Linked DNA regions of Mus musculus: all the other regions are linked to region 4. The links are chromatin loops, found by intact Hi-C in ENCODE. Cell type or tissue: heart. All regions are shown on one strand. Region 1 has its middle 51 kb from the start of Gpm6b. Region 2 overlaps Ofd1 (OFD1, centriole and centriolar satellite protein). Region 3 overlaps Prps2 (phosphoribosyl pyrophosphate synthetase 2). Region 4 holds the start of Gemin8 (gem nuclear organelle associated protein 8).

Evidence for each region. Hi-C counts contacts between places; a loop is a spot of excess contacts. Peaks named below come from ENCODE experiments on the same cell type or tissue, not always from the same donor. Only the 100,000 strongest peaks of a DNase experiment are listed, where the experiment ranks them.
Region 1: a loop joins it to region 4, with 3 times the contacts of the local background. A loop is called at or near these places in 8 of 42 quality-filtered maps.
Region 2: a loop joins it to region 4, with 4 times the contacts of the local background. A loop is called at or near these places in 15 of 42 quality-filtered maps.
Region 3: a loop joins it to region 4, with 4 times the contacts of the local background. A loop is called at or near these places in 2 of 42 quality-filtered maps.

The regions. Positions count from the first base shown.
Region 1 is chrX:166,289,555-166,297,554 of GRCm38, forward strand. It overlaps a transcript of Gpm6b not described here. Among named protein-coding and RNA genes, the nearest start is that of Gpm6b, 51 kb to the right of the region's middle. In heart, a CTCF peak has its summit at 4,110 (motif pointing left); no DNase peak of the experiment used is centred here; H3K27me3 peaks cover 340 bases.
Region 2 is chrX:166,412,603-166,420,602 of GRCm38, forward strand. Ofd1 (OFD1, centriole and centriolar satellite protein) reads right to left here. Exons shown (of 23, transcript NM_177429.3): 10 at 2,374-2,493; 11 at 699-772. Among named protein-coding and RNA genes, the nearest start is that of Ofd1, 24 kb to the right of the region's middle. In heart, CTCF peaks have their summits at 2,937 (motif pointing right) and 3,785 (motif pointing left); no DNase peak of the experiment used is centred here.
Region 3 is chrX:167,361,772-167,369,771 of GRCm38, forward strand. Prps2 (phosphoribosyl pyrophosphate synthetase 2) reads right to left here. Exons shown (of 7, transcript NM_026662.5): 3 at 3,348-3,446; 4 at 1,774-1,898. It also overlaps the pseudogene Gm26368. Among named protein-coding and RNA genes, the nearest start is that of Prps2, 17 kb to the right of the region's middle. In heart, no CTCF peak of the experiment used is centred here; no DNase peak of the experiment used is centred here.
Region 4 is chrX:166,166,117-166,174,116 of GRCm38, forward strand. It overlaps Gemin8 (gem nuclear organelle associated protein 8), which reads left to right and starts at 4,338. Exons shown (of 4, transcript NM_146238.4): 1 at 4,338-4,434. In heart, CTCF peaks have their summits at 1,412 (motif pointing right) and 4,144; a DNase peak (open chromatin) is centred at 4,275; H3K4me3 peaks cover 1,401 bases; H3K27ac peaks cover 749 bases.

The DNA of each region.
Region 1 (8,000 bases), 120 kb after region 4:
TGTTTGTCTTTACCAGAGACCTGAGTATAAGTCTTTAGTGCATGCACTGCTCCTGAACCAAGACTGTCAAGAAATAGCTGAGAGGCCCGAGGTGGACATGCCAAGTATTGGCTCCGTTAGAGACCATGTGACAAATGGAGATCTTGATTTCATTTACCAGGGCGAAAGGGCAATGTGCGCATGTTTCTGTCATTTGTGGGTTCCCATGAAAGAAAATGGAAGGGAATGAGTTTTACCCATGAAGCCTTTCTGCACGTACATTAGAAGCTCTGTAACGACTGAGAATGTTTTTCTAGTCCAACCTTGTAACCAATGGCTTTCTTACGGAAAGCCGGCTTTACAGTAATCCCTGGCTGCTTAAAGAAATATTTCAAGACTCCAGGGGGCTGGAGAGATGGCTCCATTGGTAAAAGTGCTTGCTGCACAAGCAGGAGGACTTAAATACCATCCTTAGCAACCACGCAAAAAGCTGAGCACATGGCTGTGAGCTTGTAATCGAAATGCTGATATGGTGGAGACAGGTGGATCACTGGGGTTCCCTTGGCTAGCCAGGCAGTAGAGCTAATTGCCAAACCCAGAGAGTCCTAGTAGATGAGCCTATCTCAATAAACAAAGTGGATTTCTCCTAGGGAATGACACTGAGGTTGATTCCAGGCCTCCACATATACCATACCCATACACTCACAGGTCCAGGCCTCCACATACACCATGCCCATACACTCACAGGTCCAGGCCTCCACATATACCATGCCCATACACTCACATGTCCAGGCCTCCACATATACCATGCCCATACACTCACAGGTATACCCATGGGGAAACATTAAACTACAAGCACAGCTCACCACTTTTCCTTAATGCTGACTCCCATCAGGAGATGATGAGACGTGGGATTACAGCCACGGAAAAGCGGCCCCTGAATGCTGAAAGACGTCCTCTAATTCCGCATCACTCCATCTGTTTTTCTCTCCCAACCACACGTGTGAAATGTAAAGCCTGCAACTCGCATCAGCTTCCAAATTTGGGTCTTTAGGCCTGATGGGCCATGGCAGAATCACAGGGTTGCTCAAGAAGAGGTGACTTTGGAGCAAAACCGCCGCAGTTGAACGCTGGCTCTTGAGCTATACTGTCAATGAGGCCAGCTTACTGTCCTCTGGTTCCACCTCTACAGGGTCTGATTGATTGGACCTAGGGATACTCCAGAAGCAGCAGCAGCAACAGACTACTCCCCAAGTGATTCCAATCCAGCCAGTATTGAGACTCCCTTACATAACACTGCCCTTCTCACCCTCCATTCTCAGTTACTGGGGAAGTAAGGCTATGAAGTGAAGGCTAGTGATAGAGAGTGCCTACTGGCATTCTGATACTTGCCTCAACCCCAGCTGTCTTCACAGCCACCACCCACCGGGAGAGGGGTGTGATATAACAAAGACTGAGAGGATTCTGTGTTGTCGCTCCCTTCTAGCAGCTTTGCCTCTGTCTTCCCTCAGGGTAGCCCCAAAGTCCCCTGGAAGGAGAAGCCCCAAGGGCTGAACTCTTTCCCCAGTGCACATGCCATTAGGTTTTGTGAGAACCCAAAAAGCCTTCATCAGTGACAGGCATGGATGGAACCACACTAATGTATCTAGAAGATGAAGTGCACCATTTCTGGGGACACTAGTAGCCCAATGCCCAACTCCACATCTTAAACAATAGGAGGGAAAATGTCTCCAGTTTGACATCATTTTCTTCCATGATAATGGCTGGGGTAGGGACTGAAAGGCAGAGAGAAGGAGGAGCCAGCATCCATGTTGAGAGTTTGGTGGTGGCAGTGATGTCACCAGGAAAGTGACTGCTGAGACTGGCCTGGCGTCTTTTCGTGTAGGCAAAACAGGAAATGTAAGTTTCCAGGGCAGAGGCCTGGGGATGACAGGATTATATAGGGAAGCTATCCATTCCTGGCCCTGTAATGTCAACAGTGCTGGGAACTTATAAATAGTGCCTATGCTTGCAAGCATTTTTCACATGCTCTGGCAATGCAGCCACATCCTGATACATACTCCACTGTAAACATAAAGATGAAGGAATGTACCAGTCATGGGCAATGTTTGCACATTTCTCGAGAGAAAAATGTCGTGGACTACAAAGAGATCAATTGAGCTCCGAAAGGCATTAGGTTAAATTAATCATTGATTAATCGTGGAACTTCAGGGTGAGCTTTTGCTTGCTAATTCATTAGCTGAAATTTGAATAAATTGTCTCCTCGCATATGTTGAATACTAATTCAGCAGAGTCTTTGCAGTTCCTAACCCAGGAATCAAGAGCTATTTTATGCTCACGAGTCAGAAAATCAGGAGACCAGGGTAGAAAGCAAGGTCAGAATTTCACTTCTGTGGCTGCTTTAACCCATTGCAAATATAGTACAGATACACAAATGTAAATTCTTTGCTCTGTACTCATTTTCTGATCGGTTTTAGTTTACAGAAAACTCAAGCCTTTGTATATTTATGGACTGGGGTTTGTTTTTCTTTAGGAACAAGGTCTCTTGTAGCCCAGGCTGGCTTAGAATTCGACTGACAGCCCATGCTAGCCTGGAACTCCTAATATTCTTGCTTCTTCCTCCTGAGTGCTGGATACAGAGAAGTGTACATCACGCTTAGCTCACAAACTTCACTTGTAATATTTGAAAGAAGTGGGGGTGAGAATTCAAACCACTCCCAACTCAAAAACTCAAATAAAAGAAAATCATGTTTGACTTTCTAGTATAAGGTTAACGTCTTCTCTACTGGTTCATTGTAGTCAGGTGAACACCCTGACTTTACTGAAGGGTGTGAAGGTTTTGGATCCATAGTTGTATATATTTATGGGTGGAGTGCTATCTTGATAGAAGTTCATAGTATATAGTGATTTAACCAAGGTTAGCATCTATACCATCTCACAGACAGTTTTATGTTTTTGTGTTATGAACACTCAAAATTCTTCCATCTAGCTAGTTTGAAACTTCCAAGAAATCAAGTATATTTGTTTTACTGTGGTGCTGGCAGGTTTTTGCCATGCTGACAAAAACAAGAGTCACCCAGGAAGAGGGACTCTCCTGGAATTGCTTCTATCAGATTGGTGCATATGCATATCTGCAGGGGCATTTTCTTCATTAGGAACTGATGTGGGAGTACCCAACCCACTGGTACTGGTACCTTCCTCTGGCCAGTAATCATGGGCTACATAAGAAAACGGGCTGAGCAAGCCATGAAGAGCAAGCCAGTAAGCAGCATTCATCCATGGTTCTACTTCAGTTCCTGCTTCAAGTCCCCACCTTAAGATCCTGCACTGGCTTTCCCTTGATGATGAACTATAAACTGTAAGATGATGCAAACCCCTTTCCTCCCAAGTTACTTTTGGTGATGATGTTTATCAAAGCACTAGAAAGAAAACTAGAACTGGCCTAAACTTCTAGACATCTATGCCTTTTCTCCTGTTTGACTGGTTTTTGTTCTGATTCTTCCCAGTGATGTTGGCTGTACTCAAGGTCACCCTACATGCAGTGTAGGCCTGGGCATCTATTTGAACAGTAAATAGTTCTTTTTTCTAATCAAGTGCTCTGCAATTGAGCTACACCTCTCTCCCAAGCATTCCTTTTTCTGAGGTAGCAAACAGAATAACTAATAGGTTCTTTGGCACTTGAGTTAACTAATATGTCAGTTTGAGATGAAAGTCAATGAAATTTCATATTTTGGTGATGCCATATATTTTAATAAGGCAGTCTTCAGTATGTGCTAGTGATAGTTTACTTATGCATGCTTTGAAGAGTTATAAAAATGGTACAGGAGCTGGAGAGATGGCTCAATGAGGAAGAATATTCACTGCTCTTGTAGAGGACCTATGTTTGGTTCCCTAGCACCTATGTTTGTGGCTCACAACCACCTGTAATTCTAGCCCCAGAAGGGGGTGTCCGACACTCTTTTCTAGATTTCTTGGTTACATGTACACATGTGGTATACATACATAATTTACCTCCATATACACATTTTTTTAATGAGGCCTATTTGATTCTCAGCATCCAGACCAGTTGGGTCACAACTGCCTGTATCTCAAGTTGCGGGGAATCTGATACCCTCTTCTGGCCTTCCCAGGCACTGCACTCATATGCACTGACTGCATTCCTGTGTGCAAAGCCTACACTCCCACCCACATGCACATGTACACATCATTTTTAAATGTTTTTAAGTGGTACAAATAGGCTTCTGAATACCCTGTTTTGGAAACTCAAAGCTGGAGAACTAAGTTCCTTTGCAAACCAATTACTCAATGTCTCCTTACGTGAGATGACAAACTATGTTTTCATTCTCTACAGATGTTGCTTCCTGCCGCCCCCTGCTTTTCTCCATTTCCTTTTCTAATAAATTTCAGGGCAGACCTAATGTTTTCCTGAATCATGGCACATAAGCCTTTCTCCCACTTGTATCCTTTCATATTTTGAACACTATTCAGGTTAGACAACGTATATTTCCTTCTCACCGATTTACATATTTCTGATTTAGAGTCTTTGGTCAAGTGTAGCTTCAGTTATCTAACATCTATGGAGAAAACTACTTCCTAATATGGTATATTAAAGTTTATAGCTCTGAGGAGGAAAAATGTGACAATATAGAGACGCTATTTCTTATACTGTGTTTTCCAGATCTTCTCTGTGTGTGTATGTGCACGTGTACACGTGTACAGGTGTACCCCCATGTACCTAGAGACTGATAACCGATATCTTCCTCAGTCAATTTCCACCTTATTTTCTGAGACAGGGTCTCTCACTGAACCTCGAGCTCACCTACTTGACTATACTGTCTTTCCAGCAAGTCTCCACTTGCCCAGGTACCCAGCCTTTTATATTGGTTCTAGGGGTCAAATGTGCCGGCATGACAGACACTTTACTGACAGAGCTATCTCTTCAACTCCAGTCCCCAAATATCTTAATGGCAGTGAACAAAGATAAGGTAAAAATCTACAGACCCTAGCTTTAGGAATTTTCTGTACCACTTGGAAGACCCTTAAAAATAGTTCCCTATATTTAAAAACAGTACAGAATTCTATTTAGGCAACTTGGTGTTCTGTGCTTCAAACAGATGAAAAATAGAACATTGGTTTTTGTTGTTGTTCTGTACATTTGACAAATTAAAGAAAACGGGCTGAATTTACTTGATATTCAATGTCAAGAGGAATCTGTGGCTAGAGAAATGGCATGTGGGAAAAAAGTGCTTATGATAGAAACATGAAGGACCAGAGTTTAGATCCCAAGAACTTGCATAATAAGCGGGACATGGTTGCAAGTGCCTGTAATCCCAGCACTTGTCAGACAGGAGGATCAGGAGTATAACATTTGCATGGCTGGAAAACAAGTCATTGTGCTAAGGAAGATTTTTTGAAACTTTAGTTTTGAGACAAGGTCTTTTGTATTCCAGGCTGGCTTTGAACTCACTATGTAGCCAAGGAATACAAAAGACCCTGTCTTCTTTGGTTTCTTTGGAAATACAGAAATATTATGGGATTTGGGGTTTTCTTAAACCCCAGGTGTGGGACTATGGGGCTGCTTCAGACTGTCCACAGCAGCTGACTGATTTTTCTCGTGCTCTAGCAGAGGTGTGGTTTTGCCATCTGCAGATAGTTTCTGTGATTGTGTGATGTTTGGAATTCTGGGAACTTTTCAGAGGGTCTATACATGCTAGAGCCCCAATAGGAGGGGTTGGTGGTGATAGTTCGGGGGGTGGGTGGGGGGACAGTTGGTTGTGTTTTGTTAAAAAAGAAACAAAAGGAAAGAAATTAGATTCAGGGATTCTCTCTCTCTCCTCTCTCTCTCTCTCTCTCTCTCTCTCTCTCTAGTGATAGGGGACAAAATGGTAGTATGGAAGAAATAAAGGGTATGAAGAAAAAGAACCACAAAGTAGCAAAGACAGCCACAGAGCTCTGCTCTGTTCACTCTTTCCCAGCTTACTAGATGCTCTTATGAAACTAATTCAGGGTTTCTGTCAAGTTTCCATGACCCTAGAGACAATCTTTGGATCCTGTTACATTTTCTTTCTTGAATATCTCAATAAGTTGTTAAAATCTTAAAGGGGCTTCTTCCTTCTAAGAGAACAGCATGCCAAAGAGAACAGAAAGCCAGTCAAAAGCAGCTCTGGATTGGTGCGTGTTTCTTTTAGCTTCCTGGAGACTGGGGAAGGGGTTTCTTTAGGAAAGGGTATGCTGGAGGAAGTGTCCTCTCCTGCCCTGTGACCCAGGCCTTTCAATGACACTGAAATGCACAGCTGGAACTTTGGGATCCAAAGAATGGTCTTGCCTATTCACACACATGAGCTCCAACCCGCTTTCCAATTTGGGAGTAAAGATGGTGTTCTGAAATTAGCCCCGGGGTTTGTCCATTATTCCAAAGGGGTGAGACAACATCATGGCATGTACATGATGTCACCTCCAATGTTACCAGACAACAGCCACACTCAGTGTTAGATATGTAGTATTCTATCATGGCCACTTACTTGCCTTGGAAACAACTCTTCTCTTGTTCACTATCACTGGTAGTTTTAGGTGGATATTTTGTGACTTGAGCTTGCAGAAACTGGCAGAAGATTCCTGCTGCTCTTCGAGTCAGCCCACAGGCCACCTTGACAAACAGTAGATTGTTTAAGATTACCCTGAAACATCTGTTTGGATGTTGCATAATCTATCTGACCATATGTCATTGCTCTGTGTGCCCATGTGCATGCATGCCTGTGCATACTCACATGTGTGCATGAGGAGGCCAGGGGACAACTTTGGTGCTTGTTCCTCAGATGCTGTCCACCTTATTTTTTGAGACAAGGAGTCTCACTGGTCTGGAACTCACTGAGTAGCCTAAGTTGGTTTTCCAGCAATCACAATAGATCCTCCTGTCTCCCCCTCCCCAGTTCTGAGATTACAAGCATACAATTGCCTTTTGTTTTTTCATGAGTTCTGAGTCCTCATGTTTGCCTTACAAGTATTTTACTGACTGAACCATCTCAAGATGTGAGGAGGTGAGGAGTCCTAGCTACACATTTCTATGACCATGGAGCTGCCTCCTGCTATAGTCTGCTATGATGGACTGTATCCCCTCAAACTATGAGCCAAAGTACACCCTCCCTCCTTTAAGTTGTTTCTGTCAGGTTTTCTGTCATAGCAAAGGGAGAAGTAACTAGTGTAGTCACTATGATGTTGTTCTTGCGGAATTTTCCCTTTTGCTTATTCATTTTTACTTTTTAAATGTTTTATTTTTATTTTATGTGTATGTATGTCTACCATATGTGTATGCAGTGCCCATAGAGGCCAGAAGAGGAATCAGATCTCCTGGAACTGGATTTATAGATGTTTGCGAGCTACCATGTGGTTACTGGGGACCAAACCCAAGCCATCTGCAAGAGCAGCAAGTACACACACACAAACACGCACGCACACACACATATATAATGTGATATATATATATATATATATATATATATATGCATATATATGACATTAATAAAGCTTTCCATTGGAGCCATCTGAAATAGCATTTAGTACATTAATAATATTGTATAAATATCACTACCATCTAGTTCTAAGACATTTTTATCACCAAAGGAAACCTGATACTCACTTATTCTTGTCTTCCTCTCTTTCCTCCTAATCTTGGTGACCTCTAAATTTGTTTCAATGAATTTCTCATTTCTTGATATTTCACATGAATAGATTCATAAGTAAATTCATACACCTTTTACTCAGCATTGTGTTTCAAAGCCCATTTATGATCTGTTCATAATTCACTCTCCTGGCTGTCTGCTTACATCGAATGGGTAGATCTCAGTCCGTCCACTCATCAGATGGTAGTGATTAGGGCACTTGCTGTCTTTTGACTGCTGTAAAGAATGCTGCCATGAGCATGCACATCTCAGTTTCCCTTGGGGTACCTGTTTTCAGTTCTTTGGAATGTCTAACTAGAAGTGGAAGCACTGTGCCATACAGTAATAGCATGTTAAACATAC
Region 2 (8,000 bases), 250 kb after region 4:
ATGGAGGTGGAGAGATGGCTCAGCAGTTAAGAGCACTGGCTGTTCTTTCAGAGGACCTGGGCTCAATTCCCAGCACCCACATGGCGGCTCACAATCTGTAACTCCAGCTCCAGGGGATCCAATATGCTTTACTGACCTCACGGACACTGCATGCACATGGTGCAGACATATATGCAGGCAAAACACTCACACACATAAAATCAAAATAAATAAATCTTTAAAAAAGAAATGAAGAGCCAGTGAGATGGACTAGTGGGTAAAAACACCTGCTGCTATGTCTGACAACCCAATTTCAATGCTAGGGACCCAACTGTAGAATGACAAAAACCAAGTCCCATTAAGTTCTGTGACCTCTACATGCACACTATTTAACACATACAACGCCCCCTAACAAATAAATATGTAAATAAATGTTTCATAATAAGTGGAAGCCAAATTTAAGAACAAGAGATATATACAAGAGATGCCAGGGAGTGGTGGCACACACCTTTAATCCCAGCACATAGGAGGCAGAGGCAAATGGATCTCTGAATTCGAGACCAACCTGTTCTACAGAATGAGTTTCAGGACAACCAGGATACAGAAACCCTATCTTGAGAAACCAAAACAAGAAACAACCAAAAAGAATATAGCACAGATGTAACTTAGGAGGCTAGTAGCCTGTATCAGAACTGCAATGAGCCATCCATCCACATCACCTTTATTCTTCCTTTCCTCTTCCAGGAGTTTATTTGTCCTAGTGATGTAGTCATCCTTTAGCTCCAGTTGGTACCTGAGAATCAGAATGACTAAAATGAGGTCCTTGCCATCTACCTGGAGAGACCACTAATCCTGAGGAGCTTATCTGTGGCCCAGCATCCCCACTACCAACATGGCTTAGGAGAAACTTCAAAGTCTCAGTTCTAAGGCCAGGCAAGAGAACTTTAAACATCAAAGGTCCAATAAACCCTCCATCCTATAAAAATATAGTCCCAAACTCAATTACACAAAATGAAGGATGTTATCGTGGGGTTACTGGAAACAACTACTTTTCCACTGGTCTCAATTTATACAGAGAGTATAAAAGGAAACAATGAAAAGCTTACCTAACATGCAACAGATTCTGTGTCCCCAGAGATGGCAAGGCATTCAGTCATTTGTAATCTGCCTGTGCAATCTCCCCAATTCCAACCAAGTCAAGAACTTTTGTTCTTAGGGTTTATTACAATTGAGAGCCTACTGGTATTAGATCCATATCAGCAATAGCAAAGGGGATGTTACCATGGAGTTTTACTTATTTTCTTCAGTTATCACTAGTCAGAGATGGACAAAAAGAAAGACAAACCCTCCTGTAATAAATATCCCTCACCCCTACCATTGCTGAAACCAAAGACAAATATTAAAGGTTATTAGATGGGACAAATACACCTGCCATTGAGAAAAATTTCCATCCAATTATCCTTGCTCTGGGGTTCTAGTCACTGGCCCATAAAATTCAGACTAGAGTACCTAGATATGGTGGCACACATTTGCTATCACTGATCTTGGGAGTACAGAGCAAAAGAATCAAGAATTTTGGGTCAACCTGAGCTACATAGCAAGAAGCAGAAGAGAAGGGGGGTGGACCAAATTAACTGTAGCTGTCATTTTTCATTTCCCTGCATCACCTTTTGCTTCATATAGTTTACTTTAGCTCCCTTCTTTTGATTCTGGCTTTATGGAGTCTTGAGAGAACAAAGCTCAAGTTCTCAATCAAATTCTACCTTAAACAACTTGCAATTGTTACTGACATTCATCTCAGTGGCAGCATGACAACGATGACTAAAGTAATCCGAATTCCAATTTTACAGTTGATCAGCTACACAAACTAAGCAAGACATATGGTGCCCTAAGGTTACTTATATGGCCCAGTACAGAAGAGCACCAGGGCTAAGAAGTGGGTGTGGGTGGGTTGGGGAGCAGGGCAGGGGGAGGGTATAGGGGACTTTCGGGATAGCATTTGAAATGTAAATGAAGAAAACACCTAATAAAAAATTGGAAAAAGAAAAAAAAGAGACTCAAAAATAAAATAAAATGTGTATAACATCCAAGGGTTAAAACAATGGAATAATTATATAATCTAATACACACTTACATATGTAAGGTTAAAGTCCTCACAATTCCTCACAGCCCGAGGAGTTATGAATAAGAGTATCTGATGTAATTCTCTACACTGTAAGCTTTAGAAACCTCTTAAATATTTATCACAAAGCTATGATTTGTCAAAGAAAATAGTTTTTCTCAAACACTGAATTTTGTCATGTAAATATTCGTCTTATTACTTCATCAATTTTGGCTACATTTTCACCAACTTAATTCAAACATATTACTCTTTTTAAAACACCCAACAATTACTTTAGCAGTTCAGTTTTGAGTTTCTGATCATAGGTGTCTTCAATATTCTTCAGATTCTGTTCCCGTCTCTCAAGTGCCTCAGCCTCACTTTTAATTTTTTCTTCTTGGAGCTTCTGGGTCCTGAAATTAACCCAAAAAAATTTTGTAAGAAAGCAGACTACAATTTCTGTGACTGTCCTAACTAGGAAGTAAAGGAAAAAGTCTCCCTGTATTTTACAAACTGACCTCGTTACTGTATGTCAGACTGAAGAGGGAGCAGAACAGGGGTACCTGGCCTAAAGAAGTGGGAAGGAGCCAACGCCATAGTCCTTTCTTACAGGAGAGAGCTAACATTTCAAAACTGCCTAGGAGGGCAGCTTTTTGCAGTTGGTGCCAAGTCTGAGTTTGATACCCAGGACCCACATCCACATGATAGAAGGAAAAGAACTGACTCTTACAAGTTGTCCTCTAACCTCCACTGCTGTGACATGCATGAACCCAATCACACACCAATAAGTTTTAATTAGTTTTATTTTTTTAATTTTTAAAAAAGAGTTATTTATTTTATGAGCACACTGTAGCTGTCTTCAGACAGCACCACAAGAGGGCATCGGATCCCATTACAAATGGTTGTGAGCCACCATGTGGTTACTCACATTGAACCCAGAACCTCTAGAAGAGCAGCTAGTGCTCTTAACCGCTGAGCCATCTCTCCAACCCCTAGTTTTAAAATTAAACACACACACACACACACACACACACACACACACACACACACAAAACAAACTAGTTACATCGTGAGCCCATGCTTATAATTCTAACACTAGACAGGCAGAAGAATCATTGCAAGTCTAAGGCTAGCCTGGTGTACATAGTGAGTTTGAGGTCAGCCAGGGTTAAAAACAAAATGAAAACATATGTCAAACAAACAAACAAACAAAACAGCAGCAACAAAACCAAAAAAAAAAAAAAAACAAACCCTAAAGCATAACAAAAACCTGGCTATAGATGGTAAGTGGCCACAATCAATTTAGAAGTAAAGAATAAAGTTACAAAAGCACAAACAAGTTAGCTTACACACATAACTGTTTGTTCTATAATATTCTTTACCACTGCTGGATCTAATTCACTAGTTCACAGATAAAGGCTTAAGACCTGCTTTCAACATTTAATAATCAAAAGAGGGGGTGACAGAAGGGAGTTAAGAAGGAAGGAATAGAGGGAGAGAGGGAGGGAAGGACGGGGTGAGGAGAAGTCCTATTCCTCTATACATTGAGCCTACAAGGCCTTCCTAGTGAGATTTAAGTGGGTAGTACTAGCAGTTCTCTACCTCCCAGGTACTGCAGAGAACAAGCCATTCTGAGAACCACTACCTAAAGCTCACTGCTTCAAGAATTAAGCAAAAGCTCCAGGTATCAGCACTAGCACCCTCTGCTGGCTAACCTGGAAAGGCATGGAGCTGGGAAATTACACTTAATTTACATGAATGCTTAGAAGGAGGGGAGAGAAGTGCATTTAAAAAGTTAAATAGAGGAAGCAGGCTACCCGGGCCTGATCTGGGGCACAAGTCCCTTCCGCTCGACTCGAGCTCCGGGCTACCTTGCCAGCAGAGTCTTGCCCAACACCCGCAAGGGCCCACACGGGACTCCCCACGGGATCCTAAGACCTCTAGTGAGTGGAACACAGCACCTGCCCCAATCCAATCGCGTGGAACCTGAGACTGCGGTACATAGGGAAGCAGGCTACCCGGGCTTGATCTGGGGCACAAACCCCTTCCACTCCACTTGAGCCCCGGGCTACCTTGCCAGTGGAGTCGCCTGACACCCGCAAGGGCCCACACAGGATTCCACACGAGATCCTAAGACCTCTAGTGAGTGGAACACAACTTCTGCCAGGAGTCTGGTTCGAACACCAGATATCTGGGTACCTGCCCTGCAAAAAGAGAGCTTGCCTGCAGAGAATACTCTGCCCACTGAAACTAAGGAGAGTGCTACCCTCCAGGTCTGCTTATAGAGGCTAACAGAGTCACCTGAAGAACAAGCTCTTAACAGTGACAACTAAAACAGCTAGCTTCAGAGATTACCAGATGGCGAAAGGCAAACGTAAGAATCCTACTAACAGAAATCAAGACCACTCACCATCATCAGAACGCAGCACTCCCACCCCACCTAGTCCTGGGCACCCCAACACAACCGAAAATCTAGACCCAGATTTAAAAACATTTCTCATGATGATGATAGAGGACATCAAGAAGGACTTTCATAAGTCACTTAAAGAATTACAGGAGAGCACTGCTAAAGAGTTACAGGCCCTTACAGAAAAGCAGGAAAACACAGCCAAACAGGTAGAAATCATTAAAGAAAAACAGGAAAACACATCCAAACAGGTGATGGAAATGAACAAAACCATATTAGAACTAAAAGGGGAAGTAGACACAATAAAGAAAACCCAAAACGAGGCAACGCTGGAGATAGAAACCCTAGGAAAGAGATCTGGAACCATAGATGCGAGCATCAGCAACAGAATACAAGAAATGGAAGAGAGAATCTCAGGTGCAGAAGATTCCATAGAGAACATCGACACAACAGTCAAAGAAAATACAAAATGCAAAAGGATCCTAACTCAAAACATCCAGGTAATGCAGGACACAATGAGAAGACCAAACCTACGGATAATAGGAATTGATGAGAATGAAGATTTTCAACTTAAAGGGCCAGCTAATATCTTCAACAAAATAATAGAAGAAAACTTCCCAAACATAAAAAAAGAGATGCCCATGATCATACAAGAAGCCTACAGAACTCCAAATAGACTGGACCAGAAAAGAAATTCCTCCCGACACATAATAATCAGAACAACAAATGCACTAAATAAAGATAGAATATTAAAAGCAGTAAGGGAGAAAGGTCAAGTAACATATAAAGGAAGGCCTATCAGAATTACACCAGACTTTTCACCAGAGACTATGAAAGCCAGAAGAGCCTGGACAGATGTTATACAGACACTAAGAGAACACAAATGCCAGCCCAGGCTACTATACCCGGCCAAACTCTCAATTACCATAGATGGAGAAACCAAAGTATTCCACGACAAAACCAAATTCACACAATATCTTTCCACGAATCCAGCCCTTCAAAGGATAATAACAGAAAAGAAGCAATACAAGGACGGAAATCACGCCCTAGAACAACCAAGAAAGTAATCATTCAACAAACCAAAAAGGAGACAGCCACAAAAACAGAATGCCAACTCTAACAACAAAAATAAAAGGAAGCAACAACTATTTTTCCTTAATATCTCTTAATATCAATGGACTCAATTCCCCAATAAAAAGACATAGACTTACAGATTGGCTACACAAACAGGACCCAACATTCTGCTGCTTACAGGAAACACATCTCAGGGAAAAAGACAGACACTACCTCAGAGTGAAAGGCTGGAAAACAATTTTCCAAGCAAATAGACTGAAGAAACAAGCTGGAGTAGCCATTTTAATATCGGATAAAATCGACTTCCAACCCAAAGTTATCAAAAAAGACAAGGAGGGACACTTCATACTCATCAAAGGTAAAATCCTCCAAGAGGAACTCTCAATTCTGAATATCTACGCACCAAATGCAAGGGCAGCCACATTCATTAGAGACACTTTAGTAAAGCTCAAAGCATACATTGCACCTCACACAATAATAGTGGGAGACTTCAACACACCACTTTCTTCAAAGGACAGATCGTGGAAACAGAAACTAAACAGGGACACAGTGAAACTAACAGAAGTTATGAAACAAATGGACCTGACAGATATCTACAGAACATTTTATCCTAAAACAAAAGGATATACCTTCTTCTTAGCACCTCACGGGACCTTCTCCAAAATTGACCATATAATTGGTCACAAAACAGGCCTCAATAGATACAAAAATATAGAAATTGTCCCATGTATCCTATCAGACCACCATGGCCTAAGACTGATCTTCAATAACAACATAAATAATGGAAAGCCAACATTCACGTGGAAACTGAATAACACTCTTCTCAATGATACCTTGGTCAAGGAAGGAATAAAGAAAGAAATTAAAGACTTTTTAGAGTTTAATGAAAATGAAGCCACAACGTACCCAAACCTATGGGACACAATGAAAGCATTTCTAAGAGGGAAACTCATAGCTCTGAGTGCCTCCAAGAAGAAACGGGAGACAGCACATACTAGCAGCTTGACAACACATCTAAAAGCCCTAGAAAAAAAGGAAGCAAATTCACCCAAGAGGAGTAGACGGCAGGAAATAATCAAACTCAGGGGTGAAATCAACCAAGTGGAAACAAGAAGAACTATTCAAAGAATTAACCAAACGAGGAGTTGGTTCTTTGAGAAAATCAACAAGATAGATAAACCCTTAGCTAGACTCACTAAAGGGCACAGGGACAAAATCCTAATTAACAAAATCAAAAATGAAAAGGGAGACATAACAACAGATCCTGAAGAAATCCAAAACACCATCAGATCCTTCTACAAAAGGCTATACTCAACGAAACTGGAAAACCTGGACGAAATGGACAAATTTCTGGACAGATACCAGGTACCAAAGTTGAATCAGGATCAAGTTGATCATCTAAACAGTCCCATATCACCTAAAGAAATAGAAGCAGTTATTAATAGTCTCCCAACCAAAAAAAGCCCAGGACCAGATGGGTTTAGTGCAGAGTTCTATCAGACCTTCAAAGAAGATCTAATTCCAGTTCTGCACAAACTATTTCACAAAATAGAAGTAGAAGGTACTCTACCCAACTCATTTTATGAAGCCACTATTACTCTGATACCTAAACCACAGAAAGACCCAACAAAGATAGAGAACTTCAGACCAATTTCTCTTATGAATATCGATGCAAAAATCCTCAATAAAATTCTCGCTAACCGAATCCAGGAACACATTAAAGCAATCATCCATCCTGACCAAGTAGGCTTTATTCCAGGGATGCAGGGATGGTTTAATATACGAAAATCCATCAATGTAATCCATTATATAAACAAACTCAAAGACAAAAACCACATGATCATCTCGTTAGATGCAGAAAAAGCATTTGACAAGATCCAACACCCATTCATGATAAAAGTGTTGGAAAGATCAGGAATTCAAGGCCCATACCTAAACATGATAAAAGCAATCTACAGCAAACCAGTAGCCAACATCAAAGTAAATGGAGAGAAGCTGAAAGCAATCCCACTAAAATCAGGGACTAGACAAGGGTGCCCACTTTCTCCCTACCTTTTCAACATAGTACTTGAAGTATTAGCCAGAGCAATTCGACAACAAAAGGAGATCAAGGGGATACAAATTGGAAAAGAGGAAGTCAAAATATCACTTTTTGCAGATGATATGATAGTATATATAAGTGACCCTAAAAATTCTACCAGAGAACTCCTAAACCTGATAAACAGCTTCGGTGAAGTAGCTGGATATAAAATAAACTCAAACAAGTCAATGGCCTTTCTCTATACAAGAATAAACAGGCTGAGAAAGAAATTAGGGAAACAACACCCTTCTCAATAGTCACAAATAATATAAAATATCTTGGTGCGACTCTAACTAAGGAAGTGAAAGATCTGTATGATAAAAACTTCAAATCTCTGAAGAAAGAAATTAAGGAAGATC
Region 3 (8,000 bases), 1.2 Mb after region 4:
GGGCTATGAGCCTGACTGCCAAGGTTCCACCACTGAGACACACCCAAGATCACTGCCCTTTTGGGTTGTTCTGAAGCTTGATCTTCATTCTTTACCCTGGACTCAAATGATTGACTCCCATCAATAAACCTCTTTACTTTAGTTGGTGCGGAGAGTTCTCTTTTCCCTTTCCCTTTCTTATGGCAGCCCCTACCTTGGCAACTCCACTCCACTCCACCAGGTTTGTCTTCCCAGATAGCAGCTGGCAAGTTCTCCAAGGCTCAGGGTCCTAAGGCTCAGTTTGCAGTGTGGGCAGTGTGTAGGACCAGCATAATCTTATTCTTGTTGCCTCCACAACACCACATCCCCTAGTGGTTCGTGCGCCCCTTGAAGCTCTCCATAGAGCTGGTTGACACTGCCACTCAGGGCTATGTCCTTAGGTTGCCACTGTGGCAGCACGCTCAGTTTCTCGTTAAACCTGTTCATTTGCCAGTCATTCTACATCTCCTAAGTACTGGCTGCCTGTGCCCTGGTGGCTATCTATACACAAGGAATCCGGGCATGTTAGTCCCTCAGGGCTGGCTGATTTTGGATGATCAGATTGACAGGTCACATGGTACAGTGACTGATACCCTACCAACTCAAACTGTAGAAGTCTTTCTCCATAGAGGTACTGCAGTGTCAGACTAATTTTGTATTAATTTTCTTAGTCCAGGGAGTCCAACACCCCAGGGAGACCTCATATTCACCTGCCTGTGGCACAAACTTGTGGTTGGATTTCTCATGGGTGACTACTTTCTCCCTCAGCCAAAGGCTCTGCTTATTGGCTAGGGACCTAGCTTTTCGCATCCTGCTTTAGGGAGGCACTTGAATAGGTGGGACAGGCCAAGCTGCCTTCCCCTTCTCATCTCACCCACATCCCCCAGAACACCAGAGTACAGTCCAGCCCCATCTGTAATGTAGACAGACTTTAGCCCCCTTTCTTGTTGTTCCATATACATTTTGAAAAACTGGTTTCTATTGTGCCTGCTCCAGTCAAGTGTTTGTGGTTAGAAGGACTAATTCAGTCAATTGTGTTAATTAAAATTCTTATTATATAGAATGTATGTGTGTGTTTGTTTTATTTTCATGAATGATGTGAAATGCTGGGACAGTGATGGGTTTCTGTTCTGGAGGCAAAGCCTGAGACCTATTCAGTTGCTCATTTACAAAATAAAATGTTGCATAATTAAAAGCAAACTTCCTGGTGGGGGCAGGGCTACATTATAATACTATCCCCAGCAAACACACACACACACACACACACACACACACACACACACACACACACACACACACACACAGACACATACACACACACGCACACACGTGCGCGGGGACACACACACTAAGCATGCTATCTATAAAGGTTGTCAGTGTGTTTTTGTGTGGTATGCATGTATGCACACACATGTGGAGGCTCCAAGTTAATGTCAGGAATGTGCTTTGATTGCTCTTTTACCTTATTTTTTGATGCAGTGTTTCTCAATTAAACGCTGAGCTAGTTAGATAGCTTGGGGAATTCCCCCATCCCTGTCTTCCAAGGCTAAAATCACAGACAGACCGTAAAGCGTACTCAGCATCTATATAAGCTCTTCAGACCCAACTTCAGTCCTCAAGCTTGTGGGACATTAGCTTTAACTACTCAACTATTTCCCCCAGCGAACAAGGCATGCTTTCTCCCTTAAGACATAGAGAAATACAGAAGTCAGGAAAGTAGTAGGTGAGATGTGTATGGTATCACTTGTATGGTACCTTTTGGCTCCTCCAGCATCTGGAGAAACAATAATACAGTTTCTCCATTCAGTGATGTTCTCCCGAATCCACTGAAGAACTGCAGGTTCTGCATATAAATTATCCACAGGAATATCAAAGAAACCCTAAGGAGGAAAATCAATGTCACTTGGTTTTCCGATTGAATGTGAGATTTATTAGAGTACATGATTGGCAGGGTCAAGGGTTAAGCACAGCAGAAAGCCTCAGGAACACAGAGTCCTACCACATGCCTGAGGGACCATGATTAGGGACATATTTGTCCCACGCTTGTTGAGAAAATGTTGCTTCTTCGATAACATCTCTTCAGATTCATCCGCATTAAACTTGGTGCTCTCTCTCTCTCTCTCTCTCTCTCTCTCTCTCTCTCTCTCTCTCTCTCTCTCTCTCTCAAAAGATGTGGCTCTTCTGTCAGCTAGGGAACTTGAACTTAACCCTGTGTAGGACCTCAATCGCATAAATCCTTGTTTTACAGGTTGGTATTATACACATGATGGGCTGGCCAATGTGAACCTTGCCCACTGTGCCCTGGGGCTTCCCAATGGTGATCCATATACCTCTCTGAAGCCTGGACTGGTGACAAGATGAGATAAGCGACAAGACTATTCACCAGAAAGTTCAGTCCCCAAGGTCTCTTAGAGAAACCCCTATATAAAACCTCCCAAGAAGCCTACTGTTTGCAGCCACGGCACAGCACGCTCCACGGGGAAAGGGACTTAGTTTAATTGGATACAGATTTTTTTAAAAGGTAATTGCTATCTTTCAATAACATTTGAACTATTGATCCAAAAGATACTTTTATACACCAGTATCCCTGTGGGTAACTGTTACAGAATTAAATCTAACAATTGCGATGCCACAAGGCATCTTTCAGTCCAGTCCATTTCCTAGGCATGCTCTGATATTTATGTGCACCGAGAGAAAGAACAGCATTGCAGGACAAACTGGAAGACAGGTGGATTTTTGTTGTTGTTTTAGCACTTAAGCACACATCAAATACTTCACATTCATTATATATCATAAGTAGGTACTGAGAAATGTGGTCCGTCTTTGTGACAAAAGAGAAAGTTATGAAGAAACTAAAAATGTGTATTGCAGGACTAGGGAGATGGCCTGGTGTGTGAATGTATAGAAAACTTGCTGTACAAGCATATGCTGCACATTCTGTGACCCCAGTGTTGGGAAAGGAGAGGTATGCAGATCCTTGGAGCTCATCGGTCAGCCAACTTTCCTGAATTGATGAGATCCAGGTTCAGTGAGAGACCGAGTCATCAAAACTTAAGCTGACGAGTGATTGAGGAAGACATGCAATGTACACAAACACACACAATATGCACTACTACACTAACTAATTTACAGAAGCTTAGATGGAACCACAAAACATATAAGAAAGCATTTCTGTTCCTCATAAATGAATTGGAGGCAAGGTGTGTTAGGAATGGTGGCATCCACAGGAAAGACAGCCAGCCAGGACAGTAGCTGTGCAGACTCAAAATCTTTCAAAATTAGTTAAGGGAGTTAGGACCTAACCGTGGACAGAAACACAATGTTTGTACCTGGATCTGAGAGGCATGCAGGTCCATGGTAATGATGTGATCAGCCCCAGCAACTGACAGCATATTGGCCACAAGTTTAGCAGAAATTGGAGCACGACTCTAAAAAATAGAAACAAGGATTTAATATCAGAAAAAGATGGAACCTGTTAGATTCCTCTCACAATGATAGTCATGAGAAAACCGAATCAGATGGAACCAATAAGAAAAATTATAAGTTATAACAACAAAAGATATATTTGATACATTGGATTTGGTAACTAAATATATACTACTACTTGGCATGGCTTGTTTGCTTGTTACTGACCCTGAGTCTTCAAGCTGACCTTGAACTCCTGATCCTCCTGCCTTTACCTCTTGAATGTTAAGATTATAGGCATGTGCCACCATGCTCAACTTCTGTGGTACTAAGGCTGAAATCCAGGAATCCCTGTATCCCAGATAAGCATTCTACTGACTAAACTACATCTCCAGCCTTACACTACTGTGCAGCCATGCACCTGACACTACATACAGAATACAAATATTAAAGGGATAAAGTCAAACTGTGCAAATGCAATGTCACAGTCCTATAATTCAAATAGCAAGAAAACACAAAGAGGTTCAACAAGATGATTTAAGAAATCACTTTTAAGGCAAGGCCAGCCAAAGCTGACAGAAGAGTGCTCTAGACGGGAACAGTGACACACAAGCCAAATGAAAGAATTAACAGTTATAGGTAATTGAGAAATGAACATTCAGAGAAACTAGTTCATTGTCCCTTCTGTCATATGCCTTTTCTAAAGTTATGTAACTTCTTTATAGATTTAGTTTCCACATCATAAATCACAGACAATGAAAAAGTCCACATCAAAGCAACCAAAGAGATTGCACAGATATCATTAGACATAGTCCAGACATGTATAGGAGATTAGTCATTAACACCATTACATTCTTATATGCAAGCCACAAAAGAAAATACAATCTTAATATTGTATAAAATGTTAATATTGAATATTGTCTTTATTTCCCTTCGAACACTATTGTTTAAAAGACAAATACATATCACCTTATAATGAATATATATATCTTACATTGTTTATAAATATAACCAACAAATATCAATAGTATAGTTAATATTATAAAATAACATTCATCTATATATTAATTTTACAATAATTACATACACACAGAATCAGCGGAAACATTCCTAACATCACCAGCAGATTTTCTAAAAAGTAAAACTGTAGGGAAGTATTCTCTATTTGCTTTGTTGTTGTTGTTATTGCTGTTTTGAGACAGGGTCTATCTATGTAGCCCTAGCTGTACTGGAACTCATTATGTAGACAAGGCTAGCCTTGATACCTGGTACTACTTCCAAAGAGCTGAGGTTAAAGACATGAAAAATCATGCCTAGTGGGAAGTGTTTTTCCTTTACACACACATACATACACACACACACACACATAGATGTGTGAGTCTTTTGCCTGAATGTATAAACAGCTGCATATGCTGTACATGCAGTACCCTCAGAGGCCAGAAGAGAGCGTTGTATCCCTTGGAAGTAGAGTTATGGATGCTTGTGACCTACCACGTGTGGATTAGGAATAGAACTCAGGTCCTCTGTAACAACAGCCTGTGTTCCCAATCATTGAGCCATTTTTCCAGCCTCTCTTCATCTTATTTTTAAAAGGGAGGGGGTTTGTTTTGATCTCCTCTATATTCCCATCTTTATTTAACTCCCCTGTATGGTATTTCATGTTGCCTTTGGGAAAGAATCGAAATTTTTTCAGCTTTAATATTCAAGTACTCTGGTCAATCTGGTTGTAGCTAACTGCAAATTGCTCTCCCTTGCCTCCGATGCAGCACCCTTTCCTGTATAGTAGACTGTTCACTTTCTCTAGAGAACACCAAGACCTTGTCTCGCATACTTAGCTGCCCCAATCTCACATATTCTTTGCTACACCCATGTGTTTGATCCTTCAAAGTCTGGTTCAAATATCACAATAATAAGTACCTCTTAGAATACCAGAAATAACCCCTTTCTTCTACAGTGACACTGTTTAGGTGACCAAGAATGTGTGAATAGATAGCCCAAGGTCCTTGGGTAAAACCAAATACTGGTCAAAAAGAGAAACCTTAGTGATAAAATGACGCCTAATGACATTCTGCTGTACTCATAGATCAGTGCCATGCTCAGCCATCATCAGAGAAGCTTCCTCCTGCAGCAGATGGGAACAAATGCAGAGACCTACCACTAGACAGTGTGCAGAGAGTGAGAGACCTTGAAACATTCAGGTTTCAATGGGATGTCTCCATCAAATCCCTTCCCTCAAGGCTCAGGGAACTGTGTGGAAGAGCCCGAGGGGCTGGAGAACACCAAGAGAACAAGGCCCTCTAAATCAACTAAGCAAAGATCTTGTGAACTCAGAGAAGGAAGCAGCAAGCATGGGGCCAACAGAAGTCTGCTCCAGGTCCTCAGATATGGCTTCCAATGGAACTTAGGAAAGAAAGCATTTAATTTGGGGGATTGCTAACACTTTCAGAGGGTAAGTCCATGATTGTCTTGGCAAGGAGTATGGCAGCAGGAAGGCAGGTGTGGTACTAGAGTAGTGCTGAGAGCTTATAGCTCATCCATGATTAAGAGATAGATACAAAGAGAGAGAAAGAGAGGGGGGAGAGGTCTGGCCTGACATGGGCTTCTCAAACCTCAAAGACGCCCCACTGATAAACCTTTACACTTCATCCAACAAGGCCACATTTCCCAATCTTTCCTTAACAGTCCCACCAACTTCAGAACAAGCATTCAAACATATACACCCAGAGGGCCACTCTCATTCAAACCATAAGCCTGTAGAGAGAACAATCAGTGTGGCATTTAACGTAGGCAAAGCACTTGCCTTGTGAGCATGAACAGCTGAGTGCAAGCTCAGAGTCCACATCAAAATGCTGTGGCATTATCGACCCTGTGCTGGGAAGGAGGGGACAGGTTTGATGCTCTCAGGCTGTCTACCTGGCACGTTTCAGGCCAGTGAGAAATCTCATCAAGTCAAAACAAAAACAAACCCACAAAAGGTAGGCAGCACCAGACACCAGAAAAATGGTGTCTGAGTTCATGCACTTTCTCAGGCACATGGAAGTGTGCAGGACTTACACACAGACACACATTCCCCTAAACATACAAACACATACAGAGATTACAAGATTAAAGAAATTTACTTGTGTCAACCACTTTATCATTAAAATATCAACATAATCTTATACATGACTCTAAAAAAAAATTCAAGGTGACAGCCCTTCTTCACTCTCTCAGAAGTAATTATTCCCTGCCTGGCTCGCAATCCACTGTTCTCTCCAGGGAAGAGAACTAGCAATTACTGAGTGTCTACTACAGGACCCAGCAAATGTCAGCTGGTAGGTTAGAATTGCCTGATTCCTGGTTTGCAGCTAGGAAAGGTCTCTTATAAAAGCATTGGAAAACAGACAAAAATAAGATTTTTGTAGCATGTGAAGGTGACATAAAACCCATATTTCAGTGTGCATAAATGAAGCATCATTGGGACAGTTACACCCATTTCTTTGCGTATTGGCTATGGCAGTCTCCACACTAAAATGATGGAAGTTGAAGTGTCATAACCATCCAATGGGCTACAACACCAATATTTGGTGCTTCTCAGAAAGCTTGTTCACTTGTGTATGATAGGCTAGGAGCTTCAACTGTACCAGCTAAGATGGTCCTTAGTCTACAAGTAAGGAAACCAAAGGTGCAGAGGTTAAATATGTTTTAAAAAGGGCAAACCAGGTGAATTATGGTATTTGAATTCAAAACTGAGCCTACTTCATTGCAAAGCTGCAACTCCAGGGCTTACATCATGCCTTTGACAATTACTATGACATCACTGCCAGTTTCCTGTGTGAATATTCCATTGTGTTAAGTGGTCATTTATGAAACCATTTCTTTCCTGTGAGAAGCTGCGCTTGGGTTCTGGTACTTACAAATCAAAGCTAGATAAACCTTTCTATATTCATAGTGCAAAGGGTAAAAAGACATGAAACAAGTTTGGAAAATGTTTTAAAGCCCTGAGATTTTTTTCTGGGCTCTTTCCACTGGTACTTCTTGGTAGAGGCAATTACACAGAACTTCACTGTGCTATTAGTGGCCGTGGGCAATACGGTCCCAAAGGAAGAGAAAAGAACAATAGACAGCCTGGGAGGGCTGCCCAGAGCTCCTCCTGTAGCCAACAAGAATATTCTGTCTAGGTTAAATGTAGCACATGGCTTTCTATGACATCCAAATACCACCTGGCTTTCTGCCTCCCTAAGTGAAGCAGAAAAAAAAAAGTTGAAAAAAAAATCAAAAAGGAAGTAGGAAGTACCTTCCTCCATCTCAAATCATGGTTGGTGTCCTCACAGTCCCCAGACACTGAGATATGGGAACAGTGGACTAAGAAATGAAGTACCTTACCAGGTTCTGGTCATTTCTTCTTTCTCCTACCAAATTCTCAGTGCCCACCCAGCATCAGGCTAAGCTGCATGGTTGAAAGGAAGACGTCAGTTTTTAAAACTTCACAGAATGCAAATGTTACACATTGAATGGCAGATTGACAGATTCAATTGGATGCAAGAATGAAACTGTAAACTGTTTCCTTACTATAGTTTGAATCATGCTGACTACCC
Region 4 (8,000 bases):
TTATCTGTTGCATTAAGCACATGTTACTTTTGTAATATGGAATGGATGTTCTAATTGCCAAAAGAAGGCACTGTCAATTTGTGCAAAGCACTACAGAGAAGATTATAACTAGCATAGAAGGAAAGGTCTGCTGTGCTGTCAGAGAGTGAGCTCTGAAAGAAACAGCAGTGAGAGGAGAGGAGAGGAGAGGGGAGGGGAGGGGAGGGGAAGGGAAGGGAGGGGAGGGGAGGGGAGGGGAGGGGAAGGGAGGGGAGGGGAAGGGAGAAATAAAGACACCCTTTTTACAGAAGAGAAAACAAAAAGAAGGGACTGAAAGATCCATCAATGTATTGGAAAGATCAGAGAACCCCGACAAATTTGATGATCAGAGGAAAGGGAACAGAAAAAAGGTGAGCTCTGAAGGCAGAAATTTGGACTTTTGGTAGGTTGCTTGGCACCTCTTAACTTGACCCTGGTAAGGTACTGGTTCTCAATAACTTTCTTCATGATAGATGGGTCCTAGAGTAGGGTAGGGAAGTCCAAAGAGCCCATGAGATTAGCTATGGATCCCTATGGTCCACTAGATCATCCATGCTGGTACATCCCATGGAGTGGGGGGTGGGGGAGTGGGCATAGCCTAGGGTTTTTCCGTTCTACTTCTTCTGTAGCATAACAGCCTTAGCCTGTAGGACTTAAGACTACATTCTCTCACCTTGTCTTCAGTTCCATAGAACTCTCCTCCAACTGCTGGGATGAGCAGGGGTGAGTGAGATCTGAAAACTATGAAAAGGGAGGCATATCTGCTATAGCAGGACAGTTATAAGTGGAACCTCTCATTTCTTTGGTGGACTGACTAACATAGAAGCTATTTCCAGGATACTGTAAGTCAATGGTTCCCGGCCATCCTAGTGCTGTGACCTTTCATACAGTGCCTCCACCCACCCATAAAATTATTTCTGTTGCTACTTAATAACTGTAATTTTGCTAGTGTTATAAATTATAATGTAAATATTTTTGGAGATAAAAGTTTGCTGACGGAGTCATGAACCAAAAGTTCATAACCCCTGCTCTAAGACTCCAGAACTATACAGGCTGTGAAAATAGGAAATTCACACGAGTGTTTAAAGGAGTGGTCCACAACTAGGAGAAATTCTGAGCCACAGGGGACATCTGACAAGATTTCTGTTTTCTACAAATGAGAGGTGCTAGGAACACCAGGGATGTTTCTAAATACCCTACAATACATAGGGCAGCCTTCACAATGAAACAGTGCAGAGTCCCAAATGCAATAGTCTCGAGTGTGAAAAAGTGCTTTAAAGTTCCTCATCATAGGTGACCCTTGGAAGTTTTGCATTATCTGAAGTTTAAACCAGAACAAAAGATGCTAGATGAGGAATAGTCGAATTACAAATTCCCACCAGAGGGCGGTAGAACACAAGTAATAAAACAACCTCCCCCTAGCTTTTCCAAGTCCTCTCAATGTTTCACCCTGAGGAGTTAAAATGACCATGCTTCTTAAACAGAATTCTCACCTTTTTTTGTCAGTCATTTATTCATAAGTAAATGTATCACACAGCATCTATATATTTATATCGCTCTCTGTGGACAGAATTAATTTCCACACTAAGGATTGGAAGACAATCATGGGTTGGCTTCTCACTTCTTAGGTGCTCACTATTAACCGTCACCTATGCTTTTTATGCAACTAAATTAAGATAAACAACCACTAAAACTCAGCCAAGAAGAGAGCCACCATAATCAGAGATGGAGGTGTGGATCTGCTAGCTTCTTGACTTCATCTTCAGCTAACTTATCATTGGGCCTCTTGGCTACCTAAAAGAGAAAATTTCAAAAGTGCTTTATCCTTATGATGGATGAGTCATGACATTCAAACCACCAGTGAGCAGTATTGTGGACAAGTCCTAAGACAATACATCTCGAGTGAAGGTGGCTTTGCCCCCAGGGGACATTTGCAATATGCCTGGACGTTTCCTTTGGTGTCACATTTGAGGGATGCTACTGGCACATAGTAGGTAGAGGACAGATATGCTTCCCAATATCTTATCTTAGCAGGGCAGCCCTCAGAACACAGAACAATTCAGCCTCAAATATGATTAATGTCTCGAAACTCTATCTGGGAGGAAGAGGCATGCAAAGAGGTTTCCCTTTTATCCTCCCACTGAGCTGGGGTAGGGGGGAAGGGGCTGGGGGAAGGTGCCATGATAAGTCAACTTGGACTAAGCTCTCAGAAACAGGAAGGCAAGATGGGTAAAGTTAAAAGACAGGTAGAGGGCAAGTTTCTCATCCCATGGAGTTGCCATATTCCTCTGGGCTTCCCACACTCACAACTGTGAGAACGAAACCCACTTCTCACCACTCTGAATGGCTTATCTGGATCTGCACAAGAGGAGCCAAAGCACTAGTAATATTCTAGCTAGCAATATAACATACACACAGACTCTGTGTATGTGCATGCAGACACTTGGTATTTCCAGAACTGCTCCATTTGAAATACATTTTCTATAAGCCCATCATGTTCTGCCTTTTCTGCAAGTATGTGACCGCTTTCTCATATCACTCTCTTTTCTTTCCTGCTCTTCTTCCCACAGGCTCCAAATGACTTGCCTGCTTCCCAGAAGATAGTCACAGTCCTACAAACACACACAGCCCTTTCTCGTTTCTTGCCTAAAGTTAACTGCCTGTGTGTGTGTGTGTGTGTGTGTGTGTGTGTGTGTGTGTGTGTTGTCCCTTTCTGCAATATATTCATCATATAAATTTACTACAATATGTCAGGTATGGTAATGAATATTCTCGCACCTGGGAAATAGGAGTTCTGCACGGGCTACATGAGACTCTTTCTAAACAAACAAATGAAAAACATAATTACACTTGCATTGACTGTCTATGATCTCTACCCAACCAATTGTCAATTTTGTGAAGTAAAAAAACTGTGTTTACCAGTGTATATTCACTAAGTAAAATATTACTCTCCTTTAGAATTATAATTTATGCCACATATATAATTTCATGTTCTATTGAACAGATTAATAAATATGTACATATTATTAAAATATGTACATAAATATTAAAATATGTACATGGAATTCATTTTACTCTTCATTTAAGGTAAATTCTCCTTCCCTAAGGCAAGGATTTTTTTTTTCCTCAAACAGCTTCATGCATCCCAGGTTGACCTCAGATTCACTGTGTAGCCACAACAACCTTGCTTCCATGCCCAGAATTCTAGGATTACAGATGCGCCAATATGCCCAGATGTGAGATGTTATAAAGGAATGATCCAGCGCATCATTCATGCTGGACAAACATTCTATCAATGAAGCTACACCACTGCCAGGTTAAGATTGCTTAAAATGTGAGTTAGTTAAGGCAGGCTTGTTGATACGCGTGCCTGTAATCCCAACAGTCAAGAGACCGGTGGATCTCTGGGAATTCAAACCAGCCAGGGCAAGATGATGACCTTCGACCCAGCTGAAAGTGAGACAGTGTCAACAACAACTAGACAGTTCACGTATTTTTTTTTCAATATTAACTCTTTAAAATGTACTGTGGAATTTAGTTAAGCACATCGAAAATTCTCACATTTAAGTACCTCAAAATCACGTGTGCCTTGAAGCTACAAGACACTGCAGATACTTAGCATATAGTAGACATCTGGTATATGTTTGCTAAATATTCTTTTATACTACTTTGATTCACCAATATTACAGGAATGATAAGGTAATAATGTCCCACTACTGACATTGCCTAATTATCTTAGCCTTTGGCATTTAAATTGTTTCCTATTTTCACTTTTTGGAATAACCATGCATCTGGTCCAAATCTGGTTTTCCTAGTAATAAATTCCTGCAAAATATGGCACATTTTGCCAAATAAGCCCACTTGGCCTTCTAGTAGTTCATCTTTGGTTACTAAGGACTCTTGTGCAACTCTAGAAGGGCATGTACTGCTGACGATTATAATGACAGAAACACTAGGTACAAATTAAGGTTCATAAATGTCAAGCTGACACAGATCTGAGTGAATCTGTATTTTCAAAACAATTTCTCACCTTCCATTTTAGTTAAGAAAGTGAAAAGAAAGTAAAAGCTAAAGAAGAAATAATAATAATAATAACCGAAAGCTGAGGGTGCAATTCAGTTCTGATCCCCTAGTGCCCAATAGCTAGCTGCCGGGACCGCCCAAACAAACGAATTCGCTTCCTGTGCCGCCCTTGACTCTGTGTAGCCACTGACACGACGTTACGTCACGGATAAGGCGGGACTTCCGTCTTTCAAGCCCCGTACCGGAAGCGAGCTCCTTGTTGCCCAGGCAACCCGAGCCTCCCGCTCTCCTTGTGTCACTCCCCCACTTCTCCCGCCCCTTCCTCCTCCCCACCACCAGAGCTAGGTCCGTTGTTGCCCACCGCCCGAGATCTGCCAGCTGCGTGCCCACGAGGTGACTTCGGGGGCTGATGGGTTGCTTTTGGGGAGTAAGGGAATAGCGTGGCGGACTCCTGAAGCTTGGAGTACTGGCTTGGCGCTCATGCTGTGGCTTTAATTACCATCACCCGGCAGCACGAGGAGGTTGCCTAGACCCGTGAGAGTCCCAACCCCTGACAGACTGTTAAAACTAGTTCTAATTTATGCTCTCAAGCCCTATGTGCTTCCTAATCCTTGGGTGCCTGCTGAGAATTCTGTTCCCAGGCCCCCACCTCAGACTATTCCAGTTCAGATCTTGAGAAGTGAGGCTCAAGCATGGGAAGGTTTGGGGTTTTTGTTTGTTTTGTTTTGTTTTAACTCACAGTGTAATTCAAACGTGCTGTGGATCACAATGTTGCAGGAAGTCTGTCAGGACACGTTTCTGCAGAGATGTCTAAGCTACTGGCTCATTTACAAAAACAAAACAACAAAAACCTGAGTTTCTCCCCCGCCCCCCTTGCAACTTTTGAGTTCTGTAGGTCAGAATTCTTAGTTGATGTTATCTTAAGAACATTTGACAGTTGCTGTGGGTAGCCAGAGTTCTGAACCATTTTCCCTTTTTTTTTCTGAAATGATTGTTACAAACTCGTTGCACAAATTAGGCTCTGGACTCCACTGTTGTTGGGGTTTTTATTTGCTTGGGGGGGGTTGTTTGTTGGTTTTTGTTTTGTTGTTGTTTTTTAACTAAAAGCCAGAACATTACTCAAAATCTTAAGACTAAAAGTTACAGACACAAAGCCTCTATGAATTGTGAGATTGTGATACTGTTTGAAAGTACAATTTATGCTAGCATGATTCGTCAAGATAACAGTGTCTTTGGGATGGCAGTGGAAAGAGAAACCATGTGTATATGCTTTGGGTAAATCTAACACGTGCAAGTTCACAGTAAAGTGTATGATCCCTTCTGTTGACTGCTGGGCTGGGGGGAAAAATCAACCCAAGTTGCAGAGAGGCAGGCGTTTCCATCGTGAAACTGTTTTACAGATGGCAGAGGCTTATTGGTGTTTCTTCAAGTCCAGCGTTTAAGGAGAAGTTAAGATAAGAAGGATGGCAGGAAATTAAACATAGCTAGAGGTTAGATAAGAGTTCTCAAGCACACTATAGAACTCTCAGAATTACTTCTTTATGTTGGGAAATCCACTCATAAAGCACTTGGACAATCAGATGCAGACTGTAACATTTAAGGCCAGATGAACTGGAAATATATTAATATATTTAGACATTTGGAACTTCTTACTGATTGTTGTTTTTAGTTACTGCCCCTTAATAATTTGGGGGAGCACGGGTAGGAGAGAATATTATCAGGATATAACAGACAATCTCAACAATTCCAGTAGCCCCCAAAGGCAGGAGATTATACCTGTTATTTTCTCTGGTGGAAGAAAAATGGGACCTCTAAAAGGAATAAAGTATAGCATCTATCCCTCCAAATAAGTGCCCGGAGCAAGTACAGTATGCAGAAAAGAATTTAGCATAGAATTATCAGAAATATGTTTATAGAAAGTAATTTAAAATAATTCACTGGAAAGATAAAAGTGGTCTTAACTACCCAAATTACTCAAGATTTTTGCTGCTGTGCCAGCAATTGAGTGTGTGCTGTGTTTGGCCCTGACTTTTTTATGGTCACACTCAGATATGCTGTATGAAACACATGCCTGAAATGAGACGAACACCATCTGTTTCTTCTTTTGAACCAGATTATCACTGTCGTCATCCTCTGTTGTCCTGGTTTTTTTCAGTTCTCCCCGTTACCTGTGGTGTTTCTGAGTCAGAGTATCTTGCTCTTTCTTGGGCTTCTAGTTGATTTCTGATCGACACTAGCCACATAAAGGATTCTGCAGGATTGCAAAGTAAACCATTCACAAATCTTTATCACCCTTGCTGATAAATTAAACAGTGCCTTTCCATGAGTGGTATGTGATTTGGGCAGGGGAGGTGGCAAGAATTGTTAACTATACCCTTTCAGTCTCCTCCCACCCCGCCCCATGCCTGCCTTGGAACAGCACTTAATGCAACACCCAGGCAAGCATAAACTGGAGCCTCGGCTTGAGAAAGTGAACGGGGTTAAATAATACTTACTTGTCTCCCTCCATCTTCAGCTCTGAAGGTGGCTGTTAGAGATGGAAACACAGTCGGCTGCTATATGCTTGTAAGCAGGCCCTGTGTCCAGCTGAAGATGGAGTTTGGGGAGCTGGCAAGGTAGCCCAGTGGGTAAAGGCACTTGTCACCAAACCTGACACATGCACACAATAAACCAATGTTCTTGTTTTAAAAGTGGAGCTTGGACTCGTTCTCTGGTGGAAGTAGGCCATTTGGACTCATGCCATCTTTGATGTCTACATGACTAAGTAGGGACCATACAAAGCCATAGGAAAAAAAAATCCATGAGAGTGTCAAGCCTGATACGTTCAACCAAGTACAACAGCCAGCTAGGGGTGGTGGCATGGGGACAGCAAGAGTAGGAGGGTAGGAAACAAGAGTGTCAGAAGTCCCTGTTTTTATCATTTTTCTCATTGAGTGAACTACTGGTATTTATACAATTGACAGGCATCTCTAATGGGCTGGCATTGCATGTTCAGGAAGATTTCTTACTATCACACGTGAACTTGTGTTACTCAAGGCACCTTCATTTACTTCGTTTTAGTCCTCAGCATACTGCTTTGTAGCAGGCAGTGTGTTCTCATGGTCTTCATTGCACCCCCAGACTGTCAGTCTGGCTCAAAGCCAAATCAATGGGGCCCTCAACAGAAAAAAAAAAATTGACCCTCCAGGCTGTAGACACAAAGACTAATAATATAATAATTTCTTTTGAATATCTTCCTTTGCAAAAGTAAAAGCAAATGACCTTTCATGTATTTAATTTTCAAAATTGTATAAAGGAAGATGAAGCAGAAAGGAAATTGGTGTTATAGAATATACATTATCGTTCTGAGGAGGACTTGTGGTTCTATTTTACTTTCTGGTTGCGATGACACGTCCTACATCCTATAATTATAAGATTATAAATATTCAAGAAAAAAAGAAATGGTATACAAATATGCAATGAAAAGAATAAATATGAGATACCACTGCCTTTCAACAAAGCATTATCATAGGTGGAATTTTTTTTATCTGGGGGAAAAAATGACAGAATTTCCAACTGTTGTTCTTCGTTTATAGTTGTGCATTTAAAAATATCTCTCTCAGAGCAAGCAGTGCCACTGTAGAACAAATGTGCTTCCCCCCCCCTTTTTTCTTTTTTGCCTTAGAAAGGCCGTATGGGAAAATATATCATTCAAGACTGGGAGGCTCTGTCTTGTCTGTAGGCCTCAGCGGTGGTTAGTGAATGACCTCAATGCTGTCGTGGGTTTTTTCCTCCCTCCTTTGGTGGTTGAGGACAGACAATGAATGGTCTCTGTATTCCCCAGAGCTCAGCTGGGTGGTGACCATGATGCCATTGTGTTCCGCTGTGGAGGGCTGCCCAGTTTGCAGAGCTGCAGATCCGGCCCTCCCTGACATTGCCAATCGCTTTTCTCTCAGTTCTACCAGCCCTTCAGAAGAAAA